Linked DNA regions of Mus musculus: all the other regions are linked to region 3. A link is a loop called in an ENCODE intact Hi-C map of the cell type or tissue named here. Cell type or tissue: gastrocnemius. All regions are shown on one strand. Links, peaks and the distances in the headings refer to the core of each region. The heading gives the core; the rest is flanking DNA.

Region 1 (7,536 bases), core at 1,572-6,571, 590 kb after region 3:
TTTAGTAGTGACTATGTTTTATTGTTCTTCCAATGCCTTTGAGAAAAAAGCTACTGCTGCTGTTATCTGAACCCATTTAGACTTTGACTCAGTGTATGGACTGAGCCTTATATCTGAAACAACAAAATGTAGAAACTCTACAAATTATCTCACAATGGATTGGTCATGACAAATAAGCTGCCAAATCCACATTCCTGCTCTATAAGACAGAGGCAAGTGGCCAGCCCTGCCCCACAGTAAACAGCTAATTAGATGAATGCTTTGTGTGAGGGGAGAAAAGGACAGTACCCGTCGGTCACTGGTCCCCTCCAAGTTGGCACTGCTTTTTGTCACTTAAGAGTTGAAGTGGTTTTCCTGCCTTGAATGGTTGGAATTCTTGACGTAGAGAAGAGCTGAAGTCATGAGTTGTGGATGACAGGAAAGAAAAGCTCCCCAGTCCAGTCAGCGACAGTCATCAACTCTATGGTCCTGTCTGGCTTGCACAACAACAGACTGCACTTCCTGCCAAGATCAGGTATTCTTGCTGACTCCCATTCTCCAGGATGTGGGTAGTGAGATACAGCAACAGAACTGCAGGCCCCAGGCCTTCCCTGAGCAGGAAGCCCAGGGATGAAGCCTGCAGCCTTCAGTGGGGTGCATGGACCAGCAGCTTAGGGAGCGTCCACTTAGTCAGTAACTCACATTCCCATCAGAAGTGTGCACATGGTGGCCACATATGAATGCCATTGCACACGAAGAGTTGGGATAAGAAGGTCCCCAAAATTTTTGAGTGGGCACTTGGTTATAGGGACCTCTAACTCATTATCACTAGTTTGACCCAACCAGAAAGCCAGCCATAGTCCATAGTGGATGACTGAGGGGCTGAGGGAGAGGTTGGAAAATGAGGGAAATTGTCCTCTCACCCACAGGTCGCAGAAACTCCTTTCCACCAGACTTTCATCTGGCTTCCTGTGCCACTGGGCACTGTTCTGGGAGGTCTCTTGAGTTCCTGCTGAGCACTCACTGTTCCTGACCATCTTAGCAGCTCTTGCTGCCTTCTTGAGCTTGGTCTCAGCTTGGTAAAAGAGGTAGGCTCTTACCTAGCTTCATGCTGTTCTCTGCTGTTTCTAGGCAAGACTCACAACCCCTGCCTAGACCAAAGTCACACATTCGTCCTGTGGTGTAGGATCGTATATATGAAACAAGAAATGGTTCCATAACTTATTCCTCCTCAGCTCATTCTCAACATCTAAACTAAATTTTGTGACTATAAACCTCATTAATGAGTTTCCTCCCACATGCCAAAGACTACATGCAATTCTTTATAGGTTATGCAGAGGTCATAAAGCATCCAAGGGTATAGAACCAGCAGGCAGCACAGAACTGGCAAGAGGTATAGCTTAGCAGATCTCTCAAGGACAAAGTCTGTATGATGGAGTAGAAGTCCCAGCCCAAGACAACCCTAGAACACACTTAAACAACACTTGCTGGATAATTGATGGAGTGAATAAATGTCAGATGATACAATAAAGGGCACACTTCCCTTCCAGGCTGAAAGATGTAGGTCTCCATTCCACTGTAATGAGATTGCAAGGGACAGTTATTAATTCTTTACAGCATGGTCAGGGTGAAGGCATGGCCTCCAAGGAACATAATTAATATGCAAGTGAGTTTATATCATTCTCCCATCAGGAAACCTGTCACTAGTACACGGTGTTCATCTTTCTTGATTATTCACTTGGGTGGTAGTCTGCAAATTAAGAGATTGTTCAACCCTGGAAGGAGGATCACCACAGATAAGGAGTTTGGGTACAAGAAGCCTGGAGCACTTTCTCACGGTCATGCCGCAAAAACCTGAAATGGGGAAAATTAACAAAGGGAATGAAGAGGGTGGGCAAAAAGACATACTGCACGTGCTCCCAACCCATCTGATCATTCTCAAGGATTTTAAGCTCAAGGACTACACTGGCCCACAGCCCTACAGACCTCATCCTACAAATTTTATTTCCAGTGCCCATCTGACCTTGTTCCTCCACCTCCCCTCTCAGCTATCCATCCTCTCACAGAGGAGTTTGCCTTCCTCAGTCAATTGACAATTGACTACCCCATCATAGACGCCCTGCAGCAGGCTTTAAGAGAGCTGCCCGAGCTCCTCTTTGCCACTCTGTCCGAGCAGCTGCCTTTCACCTCCCTACAGCACCCTTTGTCTTATGAACAGAGGGATGTGCAGTCTTGCCCAAGAAAGAAAAGACTCCTCTTAGCCTCAAAATAGAAATTCAGCAGGAGAGGTATTTTGGTAAAAATAAAGGGTCAGCTGGAAGAATGCACAACCCAAGCTGTACTTTCAACAAAGAAGCTGGCCTGATTGCCCGAAGCACCTGTGGGGTGTATTATTCTGCGCTAGCTAAAAGAGTAAACAATGCTTTCAAACTGGAGTGCATCAAGTCTAGAAGGACTGCATGCATGTGCACATCACACCCTGTCCCTTTGCTTCACACTCCACAGAGTTCAAATCAACGTTCCAACGAACGTCACTGTTAATTGTAAGCTCATGATGAACATTCTTAATTGTAATACTCTTATGTACTCAAGGAAAGCCAAATTTGATAAATCATATTCAGCCCATCCAGTGGCTATCTGCACAGACACAAAGAACACTGGTAGCCCTAAGTAAATGCAAATGAGGTGTTCTGTTTTGATTTGGGGTTCTAGATTGTTTATTTATTTGTGTGTGTGTGTGTGTGTGTGTGTGAGCGAGCATGTACAGGCACATGTGAATGTGTACTTGAGTATATATGTCATAGCACATGTTTGGAAAACAGAATATAATTTGTAGGAGATGGTTCTCTCCTTCCACCCTACCAAGGACCAAACTCCAGTCATCCGGCTCAGTATAAGTTTGCTCCTAAGCCATCTACCAGGCCCTGGTTATATTCTTCTAAGATGTTCTTTTAGGTCCACTCTGTGGACTAGGCTGGCCTCAAACTCTCAGTGATTGTCCTGCCCACCTCCAATGCCAGGATTACAGACATGCCTCCCTACGTGCCTGTAGATATAAACCTTAAGTTTTTCTTCACTGGTTTGTCACCAACAGCCAAGGCTCTGCCAGCAACCCAATCATTTATATGAGCATCATTATTTATTCCTCCAGTAAAATAGCCACTAACATTCTAATACAAATAGCTCTTAGGAAATCACTTTTCAACAGGTTACAAGAAAGAACTTTTTTTTTAAGTTATAAGGGGATCAAAGGCATCCAAGCTTCGCAGCATACAGCCTCGGGGAGAGTTGCTTCCCTACCACTTTCCCTGAACATAGAGCCACAGATGAGAACAGAGCATCAGCACAGGCGCTGAACATCTTGTTCGCAAACTGAACAGTAAAACAAATTCCCAGAACGCCAGCAGCCGTAACCCTAAATTCATTTTTAAAATAATGTGCTAACACAAGTAAAAGAACCTACGTTGGCGCCCTCTGGTGCCCACAAAGAACTGATTTAGGCAACTTGAAGTACTAAAACTAAAACTAAGTCTTTGTTACCTGAGAAGAAGAACATAAAACACACACACACACACACACACACACACACACGCGCGCGCGCCCGCTCACTCTCGCTCACTCGCTCGCACGTGCACTCGCATGCGCTACATGCCTTTCAACACATTAAATCACAAACAACAAACCCAACCAGAAGATAACCATGGAAAGAAACTGTTGGTTCTTACCAGCAAGTGAACTGAGTGTGACTCTGTAAGGTTCTGCTGCTGTCAGCCCTGAGCTCCCAAGCACAGTAACTCCCACGGATCCTTCCTGTTTGCTCCCCAAGTGGAAGTGCTGCTAACTCCTTGTCACCAAAACACCAGATACAAGTACTTTACCAAAGCCACAGAGTGTTTCCCATAGAGTCATATATCTAAAGTTGATTGGAAGAATTAAAAGTTAATTCTTCACAGTTAATCCCCGCCCCTCAAATTAGCTTTCCTTTTTTGAAGGGAAGTCAATCCTTCAAAGTAGTTAAGAAAATAAAACTGAAAGCATTCAAGACCAGAATATACGTTTGCTTCCCCAAGATAGGAGCATCCTTACAGTGTGTATCTGTCTACACGCAGCATGGGAAGGAAGTCTGCCCTTGCAGGTGTACCTGATCTAAGACAATAACTACCATAACTGGCCACACTGACACCATGGAGGGAGGCCAGTTGCTGCATGGATGGAGCTGTGAGTGGTATAGAGAGTTACCTAGCCAGTCTTCGCTCTAATTTCTTTTTTTTTTAAATTGGATATTTTATTTGTTTACATTTCAAATGTAATCCCCTTTCCTGGTTTCCCCTCTGCAAACTCCCTATCCCATTCCCCCTTAAACTGCTTCTATGAGAGTGCTCCCCTGCCCACCCACCCACTCCTGCCTCACAGAGCTAGCATTCCTATACACTGGAGCATAAAGCCTTCACAGGACCAAGGGCCTCCCCTCCCATTGATGCCAGATAAGGCCCCTTCAGCTCCTTCAGTTCTTCCCCTAACTCCTCCATTGGGGTCCCTTTGCTCAGTCCGATGGTTGGCTGTGAGCATCCTCATCTGTATTGGTCAGGATCTGGCAGAGTCTCTCAGGATACAGCTGTATCAGGCTCCTATCAGCAAGCACTTCTTGTCATCAGCAATAGTGTCTGGGTTTGGTGTTTGCATGTGGGGGGAGGGTATAGGGAACTTTTGGGATAGCATTTGAAATGTAAATAAGGAAAATATCTAATAAAAAATCAAAATTAAAAAAGAATGGATCAATTTGCATTCTTCTACATACTAACCACCAGTTAAGCCAGCACCATTTGTTAAAAATGCTGTCTTTCTTCCACTGGGTGGTTTTTAGCTCGTTTGTCAAGATTAAGTAAGCATAGATGTATGGGTTCATTTCTGGGTCTTCAACTCTATTCCATTGTTCTCCCTGTATGTCTCTGTACCAATACCATACAATTTTTATCACCATTGCTCTGTAGTATAGCTTGAGGTCAGGGATGTTGATTCCCCCAGAAGTTCTTTTATTGTTGAGAATAGTTTTTGCTATCCTGGATTTTTTGTTATTCCAAATGAGTTTGAGACTTGCTCTTTCTAACTCTATGAAGAATTGAGTTGGAGTTGTGATGGGGATTGCATTGAACCTGTAGGCTGCTTTCGGCAAGATGGCCATTTTTCCTATATTAATCCTGCCAATCCATGAGCATGGGAGATCTTTCCATCTTTTGAGGTTTTCTTCGATTTCTTTCTTCAGAAACTTGAAGTTCTTGTTGTACAGATCATTCACTTGTTTGGTTAGAGTCACACCAAGATAGTCTATATTACTTGTGACTATTGTGAAGGGTATTGCTTCCCTAATTTCTTTCTCAACCTGTTTATAATTTGGTTGAGCTAATTTTATATCCAGTTGAAGTTGTTTATCAGCAGGAGGAGTTCTCTGATGGATTTTTTTAGGGTCACTTAATTATACTATCATGTCACCTAAAAATAATGATATTTGACTTGCTTCCTTTCCAATTTGTAATTCTTTGACCTCCTTTTGTTGTCTAATTGCTCTGGCTAGGTCTTCAAGTACTATATTGAATAGATAAGGAGAGAGTGGGCAGCCTTGTCTAGTCCCTGTTTTAGTAGGATTGCTTCAGTTTCTCTCCATTTGGTTTGATGTTGGCTACTAGTTTACTGTATATTTCTTTTAACAGTTTTAGACATGGGCCTTGAATTCCTGATCTTCCCAAGACTTTTAACATGAAGGGATGCTGAATTTTGGCAAATGCTTTTTCAGCATCTAATGAAATGAGCATGGTCTTTTTTTCCTTTGAGTTTGTTTATCTAGTGGGTTACACTGATAGATTTCCTTATATTGAACAATCCCTGCATTCCTGGGAAGATGCCTACTTGATCTTGGTGAAAGATCATTTATTTTGTGGTAATCTTGGATTCAGTTTGTGAGAATTTTATTGAGTATTTTTGCATCGATACTCAAGAGATATTGGTCTAAAGTTCTCTTTCTTTGTTGGGTCTTTGTGTGGTTTTGGTATCAGCGTAACTGTGGCTTCACAGAACAAATTGGGTAGTGCTCCTTCTGTATCTATTTTATGGAATACTTTGGAGAGTATTGGTATTATGTCTTCTTTGACGATCTGATAGAATTCTGCACTAAAACCATCTGGTCCTGGGCTTGTTTTGGTTGGGAAACTTTTTTTTTTAATTAGGTATTTTTTTCATTTATATTTCCAATGCTATCCCAAAAGTCCCCCACCACCACCACCACCACCACTCCCTCTTGGCCCTGGCGTTCCCCTGTACTGAGGCATATAAAGTTTGCACAACCAATGGGCCTCTCTTTCCACTGATGGCCGACTAGGCCATCTTCTGATACATATGCAGCTAGAGACACGAGCTCTGGGGGGGTACTGGTTAGTTCATATTGTTGTTTCATCTATAGGGTTGCAGATCTCTTTAGCTCCTTGGGGGTTGGGAAACTTTTAATGACTGCTTCTATTTCTTTAGGAATTATAGGAGTGTTTAGATGGTTTATCTGATCCTGATTTAACTTTGATATCTTGTACCTATCTAGAAACTTGTCCATTTAATTCATATTTTCCTGTTTTGTTGAGCATAGGCTTTTGTAGTAGGATCAATGAACTTTTTAATTTCCTCAGTTTCTATTGTTATATCTTATTTTTATTTCTGATTTTGTTAATTTGGATACCATTTCTGTTTTATCTGGTTAGTCTGGCTAAGGGTTTATCTTTCTTGTTGATTCTCAAAAAAAAAAAATGATTCTTTGTATAGTTCTTTTTGTTTCTAATTGGTTGATTTCATCTCTGAGTTTGATTATTTCTTCCCGTCTACTCCTCTTGGGTATATTTGCTTCCTTTTATTCTAGAGCTTTCAGGTGTGCTGTCAAGCTGCTAGTGTATGCTCGCTCCAGTTTCTTTTCGGAGACACTCAGAGCTATGAGTTTTCCTCTTAGCACTGCTTACATTGTTTCCCATAAGATTGGGTGTGTTGTAGCTTCATTTTCATGAAACTCTTTAAAAGTCTTTAATTTCTTACTTTATTTCTTCCTAGACCAAGTTATCATTGAGTAGGGCATTATTCAGCTTCCATGTGTATGTGTGTAATCTATATAAGTGACAAATTGCTCTTTAATAGCTTTTTTCACTAGCTGTAAGGCCAGCAATCCTTTTGAGGTTAGGGATCTAGGGGAAGTGGGGGATGTGCTCTGAATTAACTTTGCTAGGTAATTTAGAATATAGGAATCTCTAACATTGGACTGAATATTAGACCAGTCTAAGATTGAGTTAGAATGACTGGTCACACTGAAGAAAAGAGAAAAATCATTATGACTCTATTAAATGACTAATTTTACTAAGTCAGAATATACAGTCTCTGATGTACTATTGCCATAAAGTTTAAAGGCTAGAAGCTAGTCTAAACTGGCAAAATGACAAGCAAGGATGGATCTAAAACATGAATTTAATTTAGTTTTTTAGTCATTTCAATCAGGACACTGAGTCAACTTACCTGCCAGCTCGTCACACG
Region 2 (7,536 bases), core at 1,572-6,571, 830 kb after region 3:
CACTATAGATCTTGAAGTAGACAAGATGTTAAGACCACCCTTTATCCTTCATATTTTATTCTGCCATCAAATATGGTAACACCAGCATTCACACAGATGTGGTTGAAAGAAAGCTGAAATATATGGAATCACATTCCGATTTTTTGAGTGTGAGTTTTATAATACAACTTCTCTTCCTAATTCCAAGGACTATGTATGACACATGATCCACAGTCTTCGGCTTTGTTTCCCAAAATGGCCCTTTTAGTTTATGCTTCCCTCAGTCACTCTTGCAGCAAATAATTTGTTTGAACTACATTTTATTATATGAAAGTGACTCAAAGGGACCAAGAAGCCAAATAAATTTTGACTTCTGTCACTGTTTCATCCCTATTTATACAAATGCCTTCTGAAGATACACTATCAAGTCTAGGCTGTCTGACTATGCCCAAACACTTTGCATAGAATCCCAGAGTTGAAGTCCAAAATATTTCCCTAGAGGTGTGTGTGTGTGTGTGTGTGTGTGTGTGTGTGATGTGTAGGCAAACAAATACAGTAATTTATACATATAGCCTACTATAGTACTTGACATATGGTGCTTATATCCCTATTCAAAGAGGTATTCTTTACTCATTGATTAAGAAAGCTATTGTGTTCGCCATCTATAAATGACATTAGATAAGCAATATCCTAACTGCCTGCAGTACAGCGGTAACACAAGTGCCTGACAGAAAGCACTATGACAAAGCAGCCACAGATAAATCCTGAGTTTCAGTATCTTCACAAAACCCTGAAACTCAACTTCTAAGTAGCAAGAATCAAATACTGACAATGACACAGAAGCTGGCCGAGGTCCCCGAGGTCCGGGAAGAGAGGCTGCACAGGCACAGCTTGTTCTCCTCAGCCCCTTTGTTTTTCAGAACCCAACGGTATTAAAACCTAGAAAAAACTGCTACTGCTTCTGTGCTCTGAATAAAGAGTTAATGTAAATTTTAATGTGAACAGCCTTAAAAAAAAGAAAGAAAAAAAAAAAGATTAGGATCAAGAGGCTGGCGAGAGCTCAGTGGTAGAGGGCCTGGCTAGCATGTACAAAGAAGGCCCAGTGTTCAATCTCCAGTACTGGAAAAAAAAAAAAACTTACTTAGAATAAAACAAGCAAGAAACTGCCACTCCTCCAAAAGTGATATACAAATTTTTATCACAAAGATGAAAATAGTGCCTAACAGAATTGAATTATAGTTCAAAGACTTTAATAGTTTAAAAATAAATTACCTTAAAAGAGCTGTAAATGTTTTGAACTCAAACAAAAAAAAATAATTTCTATTCATTATAGAACTTCTAAAGTTATCCAGTACACCCATGGGCTATACACGCACAAAATCTAATTATTTCAATTAATGCTGCTGCATTACTTAAACAGTTAAGCATGTTATGGTATATGCAGCCTCTTAACACTGGGAAGAGCTATAAATGATTTTCTCCTGATTACTGTAATGGGTCCTCACTGCCGAGCCCTGGAAGTAAACAGTTCTGCTTGCACAGACTGTGTGGGTACAACAGTGGGAAATCCCTGATCTCCACCTGCCCAACCTCGGCTGTTTACTGTGCCTGTGTCACCCTTCCTAAACATGTCACCAGGATTCTGTTTTCTGTCCTCCCATTGAGTTTCACTTTCCCTGCCTGCCTTCTTAATGCTCTACCTTGGGTTTGTTTGGTGTTTTTATTTGATTTTTATCTACCCACCAATGGAACGAACAACCATGGGATACATATAGTCTTTATACCCAGCCTGTACCTTGCACAGCAGGGCACACTTACGAGGCTCCCTGCCCTGAGAAGCTCTGTCCACTGTGGAGAGACAGGCGTGTCACAGAGTGGAAAGACTGTAGAGAAATAAAGCAGGTGAGGAGGGGCAGTGTGCAGTGGAGGTGGACTTGAGGATGTAGGACTAATACTTGCGGCACTCACAAGAATGGCAAGTCCTGCATGAGGAGCTTTGAGGTCAAGACCTAGAACAAAGAAGCAAATCTACTTTCCTATCATAATTATGTTCTGTCAGGCCACTTGCTACTGTAGCTCCCAGTGTTCACAACTGGGTAATACCTGATTCCTTTTCTTCCCCAGTAGCTTGTACACCGCCTTCCTGCACTATGAAAGCTAGCCAGTAGAAATGAAGCTTCCTGATTTGAACTGTTTGATTTCTGCATGCATGTCCAATCTTCAGCAATTGGGCCTTACTGTCAAGTTTGGAAGGGTAACCAAAAGCATTGGCAATAGTCTGTAATGTTTAGGGATCTATGGGACTTCACCAGCCAACAACTCACAAAGAGATAATCCAACCTGCACTGTGTTTTTGTTAGCCCATGGTATTTAGTAGATTGTTGCCCTATTACAGGATAGCTCCATTAAAACTTTTTTTTATTAGATATTTTCTTTATTTACATTTCAAATGTTATCCCCTTTCCTAATTTCCCCTCCGAAAATCCCCTATCTCCTTCCCCCTCCCCCTACTCCCCAACCCACCCACTCCCATTCCTGGTCCTAGCATTCCCCTATACTGGGGCATAGAACCTTCACAGGACCAAGAGCCTCTCCTCTCATTGAATACTGACTAGGCCATCCTCTGCTACATATGCAGCTAGAGCCCCAAGTTCCATCCGCCGAGTTTGTGCCCAAGGTGACCCAGAGCTGGCGCCGACCAGAAGGGACTTGAGCCCCCTGATCAGGCTGGTTTCCTGCATCCCTGCTGCTGGCACTGGCCTGTCACAATTGGTTTGGAACAGATGTTGTGTTCCACTCACCAGTGATGCTAAGATCGGTGGAGAGTCCTCTAGGATCCATGGGACCGTCCACCGAGTTTGTGCCCAAGGTGACCCGGAGCTGGCGCCGACCAAAAGCCCATTAAAACTTTTTATGTATGGGTATGTATGTATCACATATTTTCTCTCATTTATACTTTGAATCTTTAACATCCATAAATAAGAGAAAATGTGATGCTCATCTTTCTGAATCTGGGTTAATGACTGATGAACCAGATCTATTTATTATCTGTAAATGTCGTAATTCCACTTAACTAAACAAATTTCCATTGTGTAAATGTATCATGTTTTCTTTAGCCATTCAGCAGTTGATGGGCATCTAGGAAGTTTCTACCTCCTGGTTATTGTGATAGAATAGCAGTGAGCACTGGTCAGCAGGTATCTTTATAGGGGGATAGAGAGTCCTTTGCTTATCTGTCATGGAGTGGTAGAGCTGGATCATGTGGCAGATCTACTTCCATCTTTGTGAACAGTGTCCATACTGATTTACACAGTGGCTGCACCAGCTTGTGTTTCCCCAAAAGTGAACAAGTGTCCCTGTATCCCAACATCCTTGCCAGCCCTGTCCTCATTATTAACCTGTGCCCTCCGTGCAGTGCACTAGCTCACAGCACTGCTCCTCCGAGACCTCGTACCTCTGAGCATCATCTCTTTTTTTTTCCCAGTAGTCCTTTCTCAGTCTCTAGTACCCCACCGAAGTATTAGCATCAGCCTTCAAGTTGGGTCTCATACTATGTCAAAGTCATGACAGAGGACTATAGTTTCTACAAGTACCACAGGCCTGACAGAGGCCAGACAGAGGTACAATTCATAGGGATGTGGCCAGTGCCCCAGACCAGGGCCTTCACTATGCACAGTGTTCCCTCAGGAAGCCAGATGCAGGACTGGGGAAGGGCTGGCATGTAGCGCCTGATACACATGACCTCTGTCCTCCTGTCCTCGTATAGAAGTGAGCATTTTTGTATGGATAATAAAAAACAATTTTTTAAAAAAATGTATAGTTGTCTTCATGCAGGTGGAAATGTCTTCATGCAGCCCTTGGAGAGGAGGCAGAATGGCAGCAGCTAAGTCCCTGGGTCGGTGGACAGAGACGAGGGCTGGCATCTGAGCAAGGTGGACTTGCCCCAGAGCAAAGTCAAGCCAGGCATGGGGCCAAGAGATGAGGCTGCACAGTCAGGTAATGGGCAGTGACAAGCTTGGTGGAAGGGAGCAGCAGGTACATCTTCTTCATAGTTGCTTCTGTTTCCTCAAGTAACAGGAAACAAGGTCAGCAGCTGAGGTAGTCAGGGATATCTGAGCAAAGAAAAGGTGACCTAGCTGTTATGAACAGGGCAGCAATGAATGTGGCTGAGCAAGTATCTGTATAGTACGATATTGAGTCTTTTGGGCAAATGGCAATGAGTGGCAGAACGGGGTCATGGTAAATTTATTTGCAGCTTTTTGAGAATTCTCTACATTGATTTCCATAATGCCTGTACCAGTCTGCAATCCCACCAACAGTGAATAAGGACTCCTTTTCCATCACACTGCACCCAGCATTTGTTGTCAATTGCTTTGTTGATCTTTGTCATTCTGACTGGGGTAAAATCTCAAAGCTGTTTTGATTTGCATTTCCCTAATTGCTAAGGAATATGAACATTGTTTTGAGATATTTTATAACCCTTTTTTTTAATTTCAGAACTCTCTGTTCATGTCCCAGCCATGTTTCCCTCCCTTTTTAAAAAAAAACAAATAGTTTGTTTTTTGACTCTGTGTTTGAAGGATATATATATATATATGTATATATGTATATATATATATATATGTATATATATATATATATATACACACACATACATATATATACACATACATATTTTTTTTCTGGATATCATCTTCTGTTGGGTCTATAGTTGGCAAGGTTGCTCTCCCACTCTACAGGCTTCTTCTTCACATGGTTGATGGTTTCTTTAGGTGTGCAGACGCTGTTTAGTTTCTTTGGCAAATGAAGTCCTATTCAGGAAGTCCTCTCCTACACCTATATAATGGATGGTATTTCCTGTGTTTTCTTATAGCAGCTTCAGTGTTTCAGGTTTCAAGTTTAGTCCTTTGCTCCATTTGGAGTTAGTTTTTGTGCGAGATGATTGATAGATACAGCTCTTCTCGCTGGTGGACATCCAGTTTTCCCAGCACCATTTATTGAATATGCTTTCATTTCTCCAGCTTATCTTTTTGACATCTTTGTCAAATATTAAATGGCTGAAGTTACATATGTTTGGATCTTGGATTTTATTGCATTGGTCTGTCTACTTCTGTGACAGTACCATACTGTTTGTATTCCTACGGTTTTGTTACTGATCTTAAATCTGGAATGGTGATCTCTTCAGCATTGTCCTTTTTTGTTCATTCCATATGAATTGTAAGACAGTTATTTTTATTTCTATGAAGAATGAGATGATTTTGTTTGGGATTGCATTGAATCTATAAATAGCTTTAACTAAAAATAGATATTTTCACAATATTAATTCTACCAAATCCATGAGCATGGGATGTTGTTCAGTTTTTCTAGTGTCTTTCTCTATCTCTTTCTTCAGAGATTTAAATTTTTCATTGCCGAGGTCCTTTACTACCTTGGTGAGGTTTGTTTATCTCCTTTTGAGACTATTGTGAATAGGAGTGTGGAGGTTTGAATAAGAATACCCCATATAGGCTAATATATTTGAATCCTTAGCCACCAGGGAGTGGAACTATTTTTAAAAATTAGAAGGATTAGGAAGTGTAGCCTTGTTGAATAAAGTGTGTCACTGGGGTGTGGGGTTTGAGGTTTCAAAAGCCTACACTAGGCCCAGGGGCTCTTGTTGTCCCACTCTCCCATGCCCCACCCCTGCCCACAGATCAGGACTAGCTTAAATTTACTTGTCTTTACTTATTGTTCCATAGGCCTCAACTCTACACAAAAATAATAGGCAACTATGTAAAAGAAACTTTGATTCACCTGGGTGATTGTCATCTCCAAGGCTTACCACTAACCTAGTACTAGCACTGGAAGCCTCTAGCCTTCTTACAATCCTATCTAGGCCTAGAATGTTTTCAGCCTCTGAGATCTACTGATGAATAAGCGCATCCTTTCTAGCTCTTTCTGATCTCTCCTTGCCTGATACAACTCAGCTGTTCTGGCTTAAGCTCCTCTCCAAGCTGACTGATTCACTCTGGTGTCTCTCTTTTGGCCTCTCCTAAATTTGTCTGCTTGGCCTGAGACTAACTTTGGCACTATACTCTAATCTTCTGGCTCCTTCTCATTCTCTGGCTCATTCTGTCTTCATCTGTCCAGCTTGTCCTCTCTATGAAAGCATTGTGTGTAACTGTCCTGGTAAAACCGCTTCCTTCCCCCTCTGCACCGCTCTCTTAGGTAGCTTACCTTTCCTAACTCTTTCGATGAGAGTTGGAAATCCTTGTCTGTTAATTCTTTCCCTGATTAGTCACTTTGCTGCTCAATTAAACATCCTTTCAAGCATGTCCTTCTACAACCTAACTTCATCTTCATTATTTACAATTAAAACTATGCACTAAGGTTGTATCTGTATTCTAGCCAGAGGGATTAAAAGTGTGTGCTACAGGCTGAGCCACACCACAACTAGAAAAAGTTTTCTTTTTCGGTAAATAACACAATCTCAGGGTTCACAGTGTGATCAAATATCCTGCAATACAACTAAGTAATGCTGAGAGTAGAAGAAATAGTCTTCCCCAGAGAAGCGCATGCTAACTGGTTATCCAACACCAAATGATTAACCCTGAAACATACATATAAGTAACATTATATAGACTGAGCAGGTTATATACACACATGTACAATTAATGGAAAAGCAGCCATGAATTTGAGAGAGAACAAGGAGGGTATATGGGAGGACTTGGAGCAATGAAAGGAAAGAGGAAAAGGGTCATAATGTGAGAGAGAGAGAGAGAGAGAGAGAGAGAGAGAGAGAGAGAACGAACTAAAAAGAAAAGTCATCCAAAGACTTTAAAGCAGACTTAAGGAACGGTCACATATTAGAAGGAAGAGCAAGCAGGACAATCAGGGGTAAGCACAAACATTAGGAAAAGCAGGTAGGGCTTGGGCTTCACTGGATACAGCCCTGGAACACAGGCAAGAACCTGAGAAAGCACTCTGGCAGGCTCCATTTCTAATCCACCAGTCAATATGGCTTGAGCAAAAGGGTTTGGTTATAGGACTGCACGTACAGGGATGAAGGCTACTGAGAGAGTGGCATACTAAGTCTCTATTGAAGAACTGTGGAAACTGGAGGATGACAAGAAAAGAGTTGAAGAAATAAGAGGATTAGCTAAGAGTGTGGATGCCTGAGTGTGAGATGTGCAAGCATCAGATCACTGTAGAGAACAAGGCCAAGACGTTACAGACAGATAGAATACCAGAACAGAAGGCCAAGACGCTTCCCAAAATTGGAAAGGCTATAACAGGCATAGAAAAATCACAGATCAGAAAGAGCCATCAGAAAAGAGAGTTCTAGGGAACAAGAAGCTACTATGAAACGACCTGGTAGCAGAAATGACAGGACTACAAGAGGTCAAAGTGCTGGAGAAGAGAAGAGGAATAAGCAGGGCCCCCAGAAAAAGGATAGTATGTAGAAAAGAGTTCAACTGTGCTACATGACGTACCACCCTCCCCCAGAGCAAAGCTAGGCTCTGAGAAGATAGTCACCACCCAAAGGTGCTGGGGATACAACAGCGCTGGCACTGGAGA
Region 3 (7,536 bases), core at 1,251-6,250:
TTGGGGGAGTTGGTTCTCTCCTACTATTTGGTTCCTGGAGGTGAAACTCAGGCTACCAGGCTTGGTGTAAATTACCTTTACTCTCTGAGCCATCTCTCTGGCCTCGAGACCTTGCTTGTTATTTTCTGAGGCAATAATATTGAAATTTGGCCAACAAATAGCTGTGTGTTTATTAGCTTCTGTGATGGTTTGTATATGTTTGGCCCAGGGAGTGGCACTATTAGGGGGTGTGGCCTTGTTGGAGTAGGTGTGTCACTGTGGGCATAGGGCTTAAGACCCTCCCTCTAGCTGCCTGGAAGTCAGTCTTTCACTAGCAGCCTTCAGATGAAGATATAGAACTCTCAGCTTCTGCACCATGCCTGCCTGGATGCTGCCATGCTCCCACCTTGATGATAATGGACTGAACCTCTGAACCCGTAAGCCAGCTCCAATTAAATGTTGTCTTTTATAAGATTTGTCTTGGTCCTGGTGCGTGTTCACAGCCATAGAACTCTAAGACAGCTTCTAAATGTCCCAAGTGAAAGGATGTGACTTTCAGGTTAGGCTAAGGTTAGGCTAACATGAGGCCTCTTGCACTGAGGGGCTAGCCAAGTTTTGAGTGCTGAGGAAAACTTCTGGAAGGAAATTGAAAGTGCTGCCCCACTGAGCACAGGAGTGACAAGAAAGCGAATCGCCCATGTTGCCAACTGTGGAGTCACATTGGAGAGCTTTCCTCCAGGCATTGCCTGACCTGTCAGGTGACAAAGCTGAAGAAGCTGAGAGAGTAGTCGGAAGTGACACTCAGTGGCATGCCTTCGGTGTAAACCATCTTTCATTGGATGAGGACTCTCCTGGGCACATCCATAGCTGAAGAGAAGCTAATGCCTGGCTTAAGAGAAAGAGCAGCAGACACTTGTCCAGGACCACCATGTTCCTTAGCAACCCTGTGTTCTGCCTGTGGGACAGCGAAGCCTAGAGGGCACACCCATCCCTGCTTACCACGTGACTAATGTGGCTACTGCTCAGACAAAAGCATATTCCTTCACAATGTTACTGTGGCACATTGACGTTTATTACAGCAATTGTACCCATCTGTTTTTAGGTGCATGCTGGGGATTCGAACTCTCATTCTCAGGCTTTCAGTGTAAACTGTTTTATCCACTGAACTATCTCCTCAGTCCAGGCTTGACTTTTTACATGGGCTCTGGAAATCCAAACTTGGATCTTCATACTTTTGTGGAAAACACCTTACTGATGAGCCATCTCCTTAGCCCCTGGAAGGAAGTCTCTTGAGACAGAATCTATCCCTGTGACAACCGAGGAGTCGGGGTGTCATGGAAACTTAGTTGAGAAGTGGTAACAGAGCTGGAGAGGATTACTTCAGTGTTGAAAGAAATGTTCTCAAACAACACTATAAACTGCAGGGGATGTTCATGAAGGGAAGAGTGGACAGGTGTGGCCCATTCCACTGTCATTAAGGCAAAAAGTCACCTTGACCACCCCAGCCTTCCACAGCCACCACTCTGATTAGTCAGGAGTCAGCAACAGCTATGAGTGCCAGAAGCAAGCACAATGCACAACTCAACAGGGCCAGATGGTTCTTGGCATTTTTTTTAGCAATAAGAATATATATATATATATAACACAAAGGTGCCACTACATAATACTGTATAATGCTACTACACATTTCATAGATACTAATGAGTGGTGTCTGACTCTACAGGCCTGCAAACCCAGCTGAGGGGATGAGGCAGGAAGATTACCAAGTTCAAGGCCTATCTACGCTACAGAGTGAATTCAAGACTATAGGAGGCCACTGGAAAAAAATCTTATTTCAAAATAAAAAGTGTCAGAAGATTGTTCCCCCACTGCACTGTCAGGTCCTGATGTAGTTTGTTACCCAAGCACAGAGTGTCAAAGGCAGGGGAGCTGTGCATATATACAATGCATGTTTGGTCTGTATGAGGCTTGGTGGTGACAGATTCCAGCATAAAGCAGGCATTCATTATATCTTTTTCTTTCAATAAAAGTTTGTTAAAACAGAGGGGGTGGCTTGAGAGAGATGGTTCAGCCGTTAAGAGCACTGACTGCTCTTCCAGAAGATTCAGGTTCGACTCCCAGTACCCACAAAAGGGTCCCCAACTGTCTGTAGTTCAAGTTCTAGAGGCTATGAATCCCCTCCTTGGGTACTACATGCGTGCGGTGTACAGGCATGCATGCGGGTACAAGACTCTTACACATACAACAACAATCACAAAGAAGAAAGGAAAGGAGGCTGACCCTTGCTCCCAGAACACAAGAGCTTTGCTGGCATGCTGGTGCTAGAGTGCCCGCCTGTGACTGCAGATGTGCTAGGACATCCTGAATACCACAGGACAGGAGCTCCTGCTGTCTCGGCAGCCTTGACAGCATCTTGACTACATCTTTCCTGGAGTAGATCCTGCTTTGCTCTCCAACCAGGGCTGGGCCTCCTCAGGGGCATTCTGGATTCAACAGCCCAGGTTCCTGGCTGGCTTTCCTTCATTTCTTTACCTCCTGGCCTCTCCTGACTTTCAAAATGCTTTCTGCAGGAGCTTGAAAGAGTAAGATGGCAGCCCCTCCTCTACTCTCTATATCCCACCCGTGTTGATAACACTGGCTACCCACACAAGTTCCTGCCCTCACTGATGTGTCCCAGGTTCTCTTAGCTTAACACTGGCAGCTTGATGTTGAAGGTCTGTTGTGGCTGGGACTGTCACTAGTGGGCAAGGTGAGGTGTGGGTCTCATCCATGGTACCAGGTATATGTTCCCTATGGCCTCTGTAACTGTGCCCTTTGTGCCCATATGCTCTTCTGTTAACATGAAGGCAAGGCTCAGGGGCTCATTTGTCTCGGGGGGAAATGCTTCACTGGAGTATGAGTATGGAGTATGAGCACAGATGTACTAGTTTGGTCCCCCATGAATGCCTGCAGTGGTTCTAGTTGTGTGGGCATCTCTGCCCTCCACCTTTGGTCAGCAGGCCACTTCCATTTCTAGATTACATCTTTCCTTGCTTGTCTTCATGGCTAGCATGACCTTTTACCTCTCCATGTTCCTTCTCCAGTGGCCCTGCCCACTGTGGGCAGCACCATTCCTTAGGACAGTGGTACTGGGATGTATGTGAAAGCTAGATAAGCATGAGGCCATGAGCAAGGTAGCAAGCAGTGTTCCTCTGTGGGGCTCGCTGACTGTGGGGCTATGAGCTGAAATAAACCCCTTTTTCCCTGAGTTGCTTTTGGCTATGTTTTTTTTTCTTTTAAATCACAGCAACAGAATGAAACTAGAACAGTGCCAGACTCCTTCCAGACCTTCCCTTTCTTTCCCTCAGGTCTCAACCATCTGCTATCCAATTTATCTCAATGAGCCCTGGACCCACCACTCCTCAGATGGTTGGACAGATGAGGACCCACATGTCCACTGCTACAGAGTAGGGCCAGTGCAGTGCTCCTAATTTGGCTTTTCTTTTTAATTTTATTATTATTATTATTTATATGTGTAAGTATCTGTGCAGTGCCTGCTCCTAAGCCATCTGGTTGGGTCCACAAGTCTTTTTCCCAACATGGCCACCAGAGGGCGCTCGGCCTCCACGCAGGGAAGAATGCTGTGCTTGGGTCTTTTCTACCTAGCTACCAGGCAGGGCTGGACCATAGAGAATTCACAGCTGCTAGAAAATGACAGGGGATTGGGGAGTTCACCAAGGCAGGACACCCCCTCACTCATGCCTCATGTTTATGCGACAGATGGGAGTCATAAACTAGAGAGGATATGTATAGGCGTGAGTACCAGACTCAGGGCCAATCTGGTTCAGAAACAACGGTAACTCAATCTCTGGGTGCAACAACTAAAACCTAATCTACCTTTTTCACTTCTGGCCAAAAGCGAGCTGGAGTTGCCCAGCATCCCCCCAGAGCTGCCTTTGTGGTGCCTATCTCTGCAAGTGTTGATGGTGCTATTAGGGCTAATAGCAGCTGACCACGAACTTTGACCTGGTAGATTTGGAGGTTCCTAGAAGTCACAGATGGAGGATACCTGGGGTTGACCTCTATATACACATGCACACACATACACCATGAACACAAAACCAAACACATACAGAATCATATTACACACACACACACACACAAATTGGCTTGCAGGGCACGAGACAGAGACTGGACTTTCAGGGGCCCACTATTGTCAGAAATGGGACTATCTTTCACTAGAATTCACAGGGCTGAATGCAATGCCCTCCTGCCCAAGAGCCAAAGAGGGCCTCAGAGGATATTTGGTGCATAGCAGGGACAGTCCTGTGTGTATGTATGTGGATGCCAAATTAAACGCTAGGTTTCCTTCTCCGTTCTCCATGTGTGCCTTACGAACCTCTGAGTCTATTTGTTCCGAGGATGTGAACTGCTCAGGAGATTGCTTTCATGTTTCTGGGTCCTAGTCCCCTGCCTAGCTGTTTTGTTTGCCCTCCTTGCCAGAGATAGGTGGCATAGGACAGCTGTCACCTGGAGTCCCATGGATTGGGCATACAGGGAATCAACATGGGCCTGGGCGTTGACAGTCCTCTCAAGGATCTGGGTTAGCATGTAGGCTGTGAGGATCTAAAAACCAGCTCTTGTACTGTGCTAAGAGCCCCTGGAAGGATTTTCCCAGCTAGAATGAGGCTGAATCAGGGGAGAGGAACACTTCTCTGCAGGAGCTAGATGCACGTCGTCACCTTGCACACAAGACTGCACTGAGAAATCAATTGTGGTTGGGGGCAGCTTTTCTTTGATTTTTGTTGTATTATCATTTCTTTGACTACAGATTTCTCGGTCTGCTCAGGCTAAACCAGTGTCTTGTCTGGAGACATGGCTCTGCTGCTAAACTCTGGACTGGACATGGTGGTTAGCTTCATGCCAGAGCCAGGTCTCCTTCCAGGCCTCAGCACTTTTAATGTGGTAAAATGTGTATTGGTAGTGAATTTTCTGCTTGAGAGTCAAGCTCTAGGAGAAAGAACTATTTCTCTCCCAATCCCAGATTCCTATTTTGGGGTGAAGGTGGGGGCTCTGGGCAGGGCTGTTCTCTCTGACCAGGTACATCTTTGATTGACATTCAGCTTTGCAGTTTGCCCCCCAAAGAGTGGGGTGGCTTCCCACTGCCGTGCTCACAAACCCTGTGAGGCATTCTCTGGCTCGTAGGGAGGGGGGCATTGTGTACAAGCCCTGTGGATTCTAGTGAAAGATCCTCTACTGATGAGAGCAGGCCCCGCAGTTCCAGCCCCCAAGTCATTTTTTGTTTTTAAATAATTGATTAATCTATCATTTTGTGTATGTATGTGTTGCAGGAAATATTAAAAACGAAACAGCACATTCCCACACTTGCACTGCCAACTCTGCCCTGGTGGCCTGACTGGCTGTGCACTGGCAGCTAATGGCCAACTTGTTTTATTTCCTGGAGACTCTTTGGCCTGAAGCTCCCAAATGTCTCTACCCAGCTTGCTAAGCATGTCTCCCCATGCCTCAAAAGCTCCATGGCCTTTGTGGTGCACCTCAGGCAAACTCACACATTTTGCCGCCTGTACCTTTCTCTCTTGAACCCAGATGAGCCCCCGTGTGAAGGAAAACGCAACACCAACTTAGTTCAGAAACAACGGTAACTCAATCTCTGGGTGCAACAACTAAAACCTAATCTTGTAAGCCCTATTAAAATCTGATTCCTCTGGTGGCAAATCCTTGTGGATCCTCCATGATACTGGGAAACTCTAGCAGCTACATCTTATACTTATGCTGTCCCTGTCCAAAAGGCTTAACTCTCTTCTGCTTCCTCTCTTCCTTCATCCAAACCAGAAGTCCCGCCTACTTGCCCAGTGATTGGCTCCTTTATTCATTAGGGATTGATTCACCAGAAGCCAATGAGTTCACGACCCATTCCTGAGTCCAGACAGCCTCTCCTGGGAGAGCAGAATTAACATAAAAATACAAGCAGCACAGTGCCATCCACAGCATTCGTGTGTTAGTTTCTGTGTTCACAGTGTGTGGGTGAGCATGTGGAGCTCAAGGTCAATGTCAGATGTCCTTTATCTGTTCTCCTTATTCTTTAAGACTGGGTCTCCTGCTGAACTGGAGCACACTGATCTGGCCATGTTAGTTGGCCAGAAAGCCCTGGATTCTCTTGTCTTCCTTTCCCCAGTGTTGGGATCACAGAAAAGTGCTGCTCCATCAGGCCTTTTATGTGGGTACGGGGAACAAGCTTGACTCCTCAAATTTGTGTCATAAGCACTTTGCTGACCAGACCACATCCCCAGCCGTGGTTGGGAATCCTACAAAGACTAGAAATAGCCTTGTCCACAGCAAAGCTGTGTGTGTGTTTGTGTGTGTGTGTGTGTGTGTGTGTGTGTATGTGGCTCCAGAGGCCTAATGATCTCTGCTGTAACCACTAGGTCTGTCACACAGGTAGGAAGGAAGCCATGGGCAAGATGTCGTGAATGTGTCTGCTGTGTCCAGTGAAAGTTTACTGATGGCTACTCAGCTCCAAGTTTCATGGAGTTCTCAGGTGCTGTGAATATTATCGTTTAGATTCTTTGTTTCAGACATTTACAGGTACTAAGAACAATGTCAGCTTATAAGTTATGTGTAAATAGGCCTTGGACTAGATTTGTTCCACGGTCATAGCTTGCTCTCTACCTTTGAACATATACTCAGCAGAGTGCTTGGAAAGTCAATACCCAAGAAGTGAATTGTGATCTGTTTCTATGAAGTCACATGTGGGCCACATTCCTGGGTACCCAGAGAGAAGGTGCCTGGGTTTCCTGGATCTTAGGGAGCCCCATAGGCTGAGTATAGCCAGCTTCTTTGTGCCCGCATGAGTCCCTGGCAGGGGCTTCGGTGTTTTCTGGCCAAGTCTTGTAGCCACCGAGCATCCTTTCCATGTGTGCCCAACATTTCCCATGGAGTGTGACACTGATGACATTGAGACCCCACCAGGGGAGGACCTCTCTGCCACCCTGTCAGCTGCTGGGTCACATGTCTTCCTGCACAGGAAAAATGATCACAACCTGACTCAATCCACCCATTGAGAGAGTGACATCCACCCTCTCAATGGAAACTTCCCTTCTCATACACAGCTTACTCTCACGAAGGGACGTGAAGGTTCTCGACAGCACAAGATAGAAATTTTGTCACATAACCAACAGTTCAGGAAGTCTCTGTGATTTCTTAACTTATGCAACCCATATAGCACAAAGATACCAGTTTTGAGAACATTATGATGCAGTTGTTGGTTTTTTTTTTTTATAAGAACAGATTAAAAACTTGGGTATGAGAAGATGGCAGTAAGTACCATAATATATTTTGCACAATTTCTTGATACTACCAATTCTGAGGAGATATGTGGGTGCCCTGCTAAGGCTCAGCGGCCTGTATTTTCTTTGGGGTCTTTGTCACACCTATGTAATACCTTTCTTTCATGCCTATAGAAAGATCCTACAAGGGGCTGGTGAGATGGCTCAGTGGGTAAGAGCACCTGACTGCTCTTCCGAAGGTTTGAAGTTCAAATCCCAGCAACCACATGGT

What was found. Hi-C counts contacts between places; a loop is a spot of excess contacts. Peaks named below come from ENCODE experiments on the same cell type or tissue, not always from the same donor. Only the 100,000 strongest peaks of a DNase experiment are listed, where the experiment ranks them.
Region 1: a loop joins it to region 3, with 10 times the contacts of the local background. A loop is called at or near these places in 23 of 42 quality-filtered maps.
Region 2: a loop joins it to region 3, with 3.0 times the contacts of the local background. A loop is called at or near these places in 39 of 42 quality-filtered maps.

What each region holds. Positions count from the first base shown.
Region 1 is chr5:29,033,395-29,040,930 of GRCm38, forward strand. No RefSeq gene overlaps it. Among named protein-coding and RNA genes, the nearest start is that of Gm35881, 29 kb to the left of the region's middle. In gastrocnemius, for the core only: a CTCF peak has its summit at 3,461 (motif pointing left); a DNase peak (open chromatin) is centred at 3,447.
Region 2 is chr5:29,277,343-29,284,878 of GRCm38, forward strand. The region is part of intron 9 of Lmbr1 (limb region 1); the gene reads right to left. Among named protein-coding and RNA genes, the nearest start is that of Gm42244, 7.0 kb to the left of the region's middle. In gastrocnemius, for the core only: no CTCF peak of the experiment used is centred there; a DNase peak (open chromatin) is centred at 3,942.
Region 3 is chr5:28,447,810-28,455,345 of GRCm38, forward strand. No RefSeq gene overlaps it. Among named protein-coding and RNA genes, the nearest start is that of 9530036O11Rik, 15 kb to the right of the region's middle. In gastrocnemius, for the core only: no CTCF peak of the experiment used is centred there; a DNase peak (open chromatin) is centred at 3,575.